Regions from separate parts of the Homo sapiens genome. Here region 2 is linked to region 1. A link is an interaction called in ENCODE POLR2A ChIA-PET data of the cell type or tissue named here. Cell type or tissue: HepG2. All regions are shown on one strand.

Region 1 (4,000 bases):
AACACATCCCAAACCCCAGGGCCCTTGGGAAACTCCAAATCCCAAATCCCAGGGCGAGCCCTTCACAGCTCACCTCCGACAGGTCAGCCCCAAGTTGCTCTCCTGCTGTGCTCTGGGGTTTTCTCACTGATCCTAACCAAATCTGTTTCTGCCCCCAAGGACTTCCTGTTTTCTGATCCTTCTACAACTTACCATATCCCATCTGAAACCATCCTTCCTGTCGGTTTTGTTTTTGACTGTCTCTCCCAGGCAGGAGCTCAGAGGGCAGAGCTCTTTCTACTTCCCTTCGTCCTTCCTGTCTGTTTTGTTGTTGACTGTTTGTCTCTCCTAGGCAGAGGCTTCTGAGGGCAGAGCTCTTTCTGCTTCCCTTCTGTACCCCTAGCATCAGGAATGCTCCCTGGCATTCAGCAGATACACATACAGCAGGTACACAGAGTTCTTTGAAAGAATGAATAAAACACACATTGGGCTGCTTGAATAGACTGTAACATTTTTCCAAACGGGAACACTAGTGTCTGTGTGAGTGCTGACCACCCAGGTCCTTCTGTCTGGCTGTTTTTCTGGTTGCCCTGTTGAAAAGATCCAGTGCTTCCATCCACAAGTCCCACCTCCTGGAGCTAGACCAGATCTGCTTCCTGCACTCAGACCCACTCTCCCGGCACAGCCAGACGCACTTCCTAAAACATGGTCACGGTGACCATGCGTCTCCCCAGCAGAGCACTTGGTGGCGCCCTGTCACTATGTGGATAAAGTCAAAACCCCTGAAGGGAGCATAAAATAGCTTCCAGATTTGCCCTTGTAGCAGAGACCATTTGACCCCAAACGTCCAGTCTCCCCTTCTTCCTTTTAGGAACAGAACCTCCAAGTTGGAGCAAGCACAGAGCTGCCTTGCAATCTGCACACCACGCGGATACGTGTGGCCTCAGCACCAAGTTCTGCCCCAGAGGATGGGACTGAAAGCAAGACCTGCAACTTCCGAGTCACATCCTCAAAAGGATACTGCCTTGCACTTCCTCGTGTCCCATTCCCCCTCACCACAGGCTACAAAGTAGGTGTGGTGCTGCCCATGCAGGAAGAAACACCTCGGAGCAATGAGGGAGGACAAAGCTGGATCCCTGGATGACTTTGTGGAGCAGACCACCCCACCCCATACCTCTTACTAACTAGACTTCCCCTGCTCCTCTTACTGGCCTCTGTGAAGAAACCAAACAAACCATCCACTCAGCAGCTGCGGGCCTTTCCCGACCCCTTTCTCAGCTCCCCTCCCCTCCCCTCCGAGCTCTGAGAATGCCATGGCCCTGTCACATGGAATCATTAACCCTGGAGTCTCCTGATGGAACCGCCTCAGCCAGCCCACTGTCCTCCTCCTTCATGACTCAGTTCAAACATCACCTTCCACATGAGGAGCCTCCAGCTTCTGCGGGCAGAGGGGCACTCACCCAACTGTGACTACAGCACTTACACAAGCCACCAACTGGCACCCACAGCACTTATCACTCCATGTGTCTGCTCAACCAGCCTGGGTAAGGAACCCTACCCTCTCTGTCTCTGTCCACCTCCAACAGGCCATGGTGCACCCTGCATGGGGGCTGCCTCATGGGGGTCTCCAGGAACACCTGCTGAGTGAATGCATAAAGAGTCCTTGGCTGCTGCACACTGAGCTCACAGTTAACTAAATGCTAGAAGATTTTGTAATATGTCCTTTTGTGTCACCTTATCGAAGCTCACTGGTATTTATACACTCAGTTTTCCACATTCAAAACATACACAGCTGTGTGTGTGGAGGAGGCGGGTGCTGGGGGCCCTTGGGGCAGCTTGGAGAATGCTGCAATCTGGGTGTGTCCGCCAGGAAAACAGGGCCGAGTCATGGGTTACAGAGTGGGAAGAGTGGATTCAGAGGCAGGATGCTGTGTTGTGTTATGCTCTGTTGTTATTTTTCTCTTGAGACAGGGTCTCTCTCTGTTGCCCCAGATGGAGTGCAGTAGCGCAATCTTGGCTCACTGTAGTCTTGACCTCCTGAACTCAAGCAATCCTCCCGCCTCAGCCTCCCCAGTAGCTGCAACTACAAGCACGCACCACCACACCCGGATCATTTTTATTTTTATTTTGTAGAGCTGAGGTCTCACAATATTGCCAAGGCTGGTCTCAAACTCCAGGCCTCAAGTGATCCTCCCGCCTCGGCCTCCCAAAGTGCTGGGATTAAGACGTGAGCCACTACACCTAGCCTTCATAATCTTTTAAAATATTAACTGTTTTCTGCTTTTATTAATATTTATTATTGCAGTTTCTCTGATGACTTTCTTTGTGAGTGTGTCATAAGGAAGGCCATGGGGCTCGAACATGCCTGTACCTCCTACCAGCAGGGCAGGTGACCCTGTGGCCAGCCTCTTCCACTAGACCTGGCCTCACAATCGGGCTGCTGTCTTGCATCAGGTGTGCAAGGCCCTTCACACCCAGCCAGGGCAGCATGCCCCATGCCAGGCTCAAGCCCCCTCGAGTGTCCTCCCTCCTGTACCTCCATGTCTTTGGACACGATCCCTTGTGCCTGCAATGACATCCCTGGCCACCTTCTGCCTGTCTGTGCTCTCAGCCTCCATCTACTCCAGCACAGCTGCTCCAGGAGGTCGCCCGTGTGGCCGTCCGCCCACTGCCCTGGCTGAGGCCCCTCTTCCTGGGTCAGCTACTGCACAGTCCACTGTACTTGGTCACTGCCCTGTCTCCTCCACTGGGCCATGCACTCCTCCAGGTTGGGAGCTCTGCATTTCATCCCAGTAGCTCCAGGAACTACCCTCACCCCGGCAGGGTGCTGATGCCAGCGACATGCACCCATATACACCAGATAGGGCTCTATCAGGTGTACTCGGGGGCCTTGCACACATGGGGGCTGCGCCAGCTAGCTTCCTTCAGTCACCAACAGACAATGACACTAAGCTAACCTAAAAAAAGTCAGAAGCCTTGTCCTGTAGCTCTTCATGAAGATGGGTATGAAAAATTCCCTTCCAGGATGTAATTCTTGTTTTCAGCAGTTTCATAACATCAGTGGGAGTAGAGAGGGATAAAGTACACTCCAGAATCAGACAGCTCTAAATTCAAATTCTATATGGGTTCTCATGGCCTTCATTTCCTCTTCTGTAATAACAGTGTATCTAACACATTGGGTTGTTTTAGGAATCACATGAGGTATTGTATGAAAAGGTCTTGGTCCACAAACTTATTTACACACAGAACCTCACCAGTATCAGTTGTGAGAACATGTATCTGAGAAAATCTAATGACTTTTTCAGCTAATTTTTGTATTGTTACAAAAAATAAGAACCTACCGTACATACAATGTACACGTTGCAAATAGGATGCTAAAATACTAGGTTAAGAAAAGTTTAATTCACGAATTGTCCTATGCTAAGAGAAAAAGTGAGGAAAAGTGCTGTATTTCTAAAATCAGTAAGCGAGACTCAAACAGCCCTGCCCTTTAGCCAGGATCACGTCCACAGGGCGAGGGAGCACATGGGGTTGCCAGGTAAGGTCCCGCTGAACCCCTTTACCACGGCTATTTTCCCTCAGTCTTAGAGATTTTAAACACTCTCACTCCACCAGCAATGAGTTAGGTATCCTGGTTTTTAATTAATGTTTTTCAGCTACTCGCTAACTAAGCATGCACTTCACAGACCCCCCTGGCTCGGGTCTCTCCTTCCAGTAGCATTCTGTTAATGTATAACATATAAAATATGGGCCTGAAGTCACTGAAGCCTGAATTTCAAATCTAAAAGGAAAGGTCACCATCAACCAGCTTCAGAGACATCCTAGGCTAACATATTCATGGAGACGTCCAACTATCTTTCCTGTCTCACCCCATCTTGTTCTTGTGCTCCTGTCCCCATCCGACCTTTATGCCAGTCACTGCAGGGCAGCTGGCATGTGCTCTGGAACCCAGGCCCTGTGCATCATCCACAGAGCAGCACGCCGGAGCCTTGCCAGAGTGCAGTTTCAATAGGAGATGTGT
Region 2 (4,000 bases), 200 kb after region 1:
GAGATCCTAATTTAATTAAAATGGTTATACCTGTTTCTATGACACTGGCAGGATATCACCGAATGTTTGCAGTGCTTATCTCTGGGGGATGGGACAATGGAAAGGTTGCGTGTTTTGTTTTTTTTTTTTTTTTTTTTGTGAGAAGGAGTCTCGCTCTGTCACCCAGGCTGGAGTGCAGTGGCTCGATCTTGGCTCACTGCAAGCTCCGCCTCCCGGGTTCATACCATTCTCCTGCCTCCCCAGTAGCTGGGACTACAGGCGCCCGCCACCACGCCTGGCTAATTTTGTTTTGTATTTTTAGTAGAGACGGGGTTTCACCGTGTTAGCCAGGATGGTCCCGATCTCCCGACCTCGTGATCCGCCCGCCTCAGCCTCCCAAAGTGCTGGGATTACAGGCGTGAGCCACTGCGCCCGGCCCAGTGGAAAGGTTTTATCTTCCTTTGTTGCACTTTTCAGTCTTAAAAATGAAAAAATCTTATAACAAGCATGTCCAACTGTCATATTAAACCACACATTGTTGGTGGTGTTGGTGGCCTGGGATCACCTTTCACTGGCTTCCTGCTTACTATGCCATTCTGTAAATTTGTGGTTTGTGTATATAAAGTTAATGAATGGGTTAAGGAGGGATGGTTACTTTCCTCCAGTGCCATAGCATTCTCCTTCCGGGCGAATACTTGGTGTCCGTTAGCTGACCCCAGCTTTGATGAACCTCATAACTGGGTCCTCCATTCCTGGGAGGGATCAGCTATTACTGTCTAGGAACGCTCTATCCCCAATCACCTGGAGCTGGTGAGATGGGAATTTTTTACTCTTAACCCATGGCAAGGCCATTTCTCCTTGGAGAAGGTTGTTTTCATTCTTAGTGGAGTCTGATGAGACCTGCAGAACCCAGGCGACATCCAGACCTTCAACACAGGGAGCTCTTCTCAGCCAAGGGACCTCTGGAGGAACCAGAGGCCTGGATGGCAGCAGAGTCCTGCTGTCCTGCAGCTTGGTGACACAGCCACATGGCCAGACACACAGACTGACGCCTCACACAGAATCATGCTCAGTATCTAAGCAAGTGACTATTTAAAACAGGTCTCAGCTGAACTTCTCTCATAATGGCATTTACACTAAGTACAAAGCCTTTCACTACATCTGCTCTTCTGTCGCCATCCTTAAATCTGTAGTTTATCAATGAAGGATATTTGGTGACACTGCAATATTTATAAATTATTTCAATCTATTTTTCAATAAGCAGGAATTTAAGAAAGCTATTTTTTCCTAATGATAGTACAAATGTTGTTAAATGCCTGTTCATTTTTTTTTTTTTTTTTTTTGAGACAGGGTCTCACTCTGTTACCCAGGCTGGTGTGTAGTGAGCTCACTGCGTCCTCAACCTCCCTGGCTCAGGTGATCCTCCTGCCTCAGCCTCCTGAGTAGCTGGGACTACAGGTGCATGCTATCATGCCTGGTTAATTTATTGTAATTTTTGTAGAGGTGGGGTTTTGCCATGTTGGCCAGGTTGGTCTTGAACTCCTGGACTCAAGTGATCCAGCTGCCTCCAGCTCCCAAAGTGCTGGGATTAGGCTGGGCAGGGTAGCTCACACCTGTAATCCCAGCACTTTGGGAGGTTGAGATGGGCAGATCACCTGAGGTCAGCAGTTCAAGACCAGCCTGGTCAACATGGAAAAACGCTGTCTCTACTAAAAATACAAAAATTAGGCAGGCATGATGGCAGGCGCCGGTAATCCCAGCTACTCAGGAGGCTGAGGCAGGAGAATCGCTTGAACCTCGGAGGCAGAGGTTGCAGTGAGCTAAGATCGCGCCACTGCACTCCAGCCTGGGTGACAGAACGAGACTCTGTCTCAAAAACAACAAACAAACAAACAAACAAAAAACAAAGTGCTGGGATTACAGGCGTGAGCCACTGGGCTGGCCTGTCCTTTTTTTTTTTTTTTTTTTTTTTTTAACCTGTGTGTTTTTAATTGAAGTGAAATTCACATAACATAAAAGTAACCATTTAAAAGTGTGCAACTCAGTGGTGTTAGTGTATTTACAGCGTTGTGTAACTGCCCCTCTAGTTGAAAGGCATTTTCATCAGTCCAAAAGGAAATCCTGTGCCCACCAGGTGGTCACTCCTCATTCCCTCTTCCCTCCAACACCTGGCAACTACCAATTTGCTTTCTGTCTCTATACATTTGCCTATTCTGGACATTTCATATGCTTGGAATTACAATATGTGGCCTTTCACATCTAGCTTCTGTCACTTAGCATACTGTTTTCAAGGTTCATCCATGCTGTGGCAAGTATCAGAACTTCGTTCCTTTTGATGGCTGAGTAATATTCCCTTGCACGGATAGAAGACATTTTGTTTATCCATTCATCTGTTGATGAACATTGGGTTGTTTCCACCCTTTGGCTATTGTGAATAGTGCTGCTATCAACATTAATGTGAGATACGTTTGATCCTCTGCTTTCAGTGATTTTGGGATTGCTGGTTCATTTGGTAGTACTATGTTTCAGCTTTTGAGAAACAACCAAACTGTTTTCCACAGTGGCTACACCATTCTGCACTTCCAGCAGCAATGCATGAGGGTTCCAATTTCTTGACATCCTTTCCAACACTTGTTATTTTCTGTGTGTGTGTTAATTATAGAATTCTAGTGGGTGTGAAGTGGCACCCCATTGTGGTTTTGATTTGTGTTGCCCTAATGACAACAGATGTTGAACATCTTTTCATGTGCTTATTGGCCATTTGCATATATTCTCTGGATAAATGCTAAGCAAGTCCTTTGTCCTTTTTTTTTTTTTTTTTTCCCGAGATGGAGTCTCACTGTCGCCAGGCTGGAGTGCAGTGGCGTGCAATCTCGGCTCACTGCAACCTCTGACTCCCGCTCCAGCCTCAGCCTCCCAAGTAGCTGGGATCACAGGCACGTGCCACCACGCCCAGCTAATTTTTTATTTTTAGTAGAGGCACAGTTTCGCCATGTTGGCCAGGATGGTCTCGATCTCCTGACCTTGTGATCTGCCTGACTCAGCCTCCCAAAGTGTTGGGATTACAGGCGTGAGCCACTGCGCCTGGCCCCTTTGTCCATTTTTAAATTATTTGTCTTTTTGTCGTTGAGTTGTAGATTTTTATTTTTTTAGAGACAGGATCTTGCTCTATTGTTCAGGCTGCAATGTGGTGGCACAATCATAGCTCACTGCAGCCTTGAATTTGTGGACTCAAGTGATCCTCCTGCCTCAGCCCCCCAAGTAGCTGGAACTACAGGTGCATGCCACCAGGCCTGGATAATTAAAAAATAAATTGTCTTGTAAGAGATGGGAGTCTCAATTGTTGTCAAGGCTGGTCTCAAACTCCTGGGCTCAAGAGATCCTCCCACCTCAGCCTCCCAAAATGCTGAGATTAAAGGCATGAGCCACTGCACCCAAGCAAAAATTCTTTATATATTCTGGTTACTAGACCCTTATCAGATACACAGTTTACAAATATTTATCTCATTCTGTGGATTGTCTTTTTGCTTTCTTATGTCCTTTGATGCACAAATTTTAAAATTTTGATGAAGTCCAATTTACCTATTTTTTTCCTTTGTTGCTCAAGCTTTTGATGTCATATCCAAGAAATCACTGCCAAATCCAAGATCATGAAGATTTACCCCTACATATAGTCTTAGCTCCTATATTTAGGTGATTGATCTACTTTGATTTAATTTTTGCATATGGAGTAAAGTTATATATGTCTCTTAGAATTAGTTCAATCTAGATTATTTCTCAAATTTCCACAACTTTTTATTGGAAAATGACACTATTCAATAATATAACAAGTCCAACTATATAAACATACCTAAAGTTACTAAGGGATTTGGTAGTGTCCTCTGTCATATGGAAGTTGCATCACCATGTCACCAGGTTGGTAGTTTGCCAAAGACACTTTAAGACAAGAATTACCCTCTCCTTCAAATCTTATAATCAATGCCCAAGTATTCCCTCAGTGCCAACAATTGATCAATCATTC

Evidence for each region. ChIA-PET counts read pairs that join two places held together with the same protein. Peaks named below come from ENCODE experiments on the same cell type or tissue, not always from the same donor. Only the 100,000 strongest peaks of a DNase experiment are listed, where the experiment ranks them.
Region 2: POLR2A ChIA-PET joins it to region 1 with 5 read pairs; 3 of 35 experiments call an interaction of 5 or more read pairs at or near these places.

What each region holds. Positions count from the first base shown.
Region 1 is chr18:11,992,319-11,996,318 of GRCh38, reverse strand. The region is part of intron 1 of IMPA2 (inositol monophosphatase 2); the gene reads right to left. Among named protein-coding and RNA genes, the nearest start is that of IMPA2, 13 kb to the right of the region's middle. RefSeq lists an enhancer at 460-509. In HepG2, a CTCF peak has its summit at 722 (motif pointing right); DNase peaks (open chromatin) are centred at 718, 1,338 and 1,768; H3K4me3 peaks cover 368 bases.
Region 2 is chr18:11,792,713-11,796,712 of GRCh38, reverse strand. The region is part of intron 4 of GNAL (G protein subunit alpha L); the gene reads right to left. Among named protein-coding and RNA genes, the nearest start is that of CHMP1B, 57 kb to the left of the region's middle. RefSeq lists a silencer at 313-449. In HepG2, no CTCF peak of the experiment used is centred here; no DNase peak of the experiment used is centred here.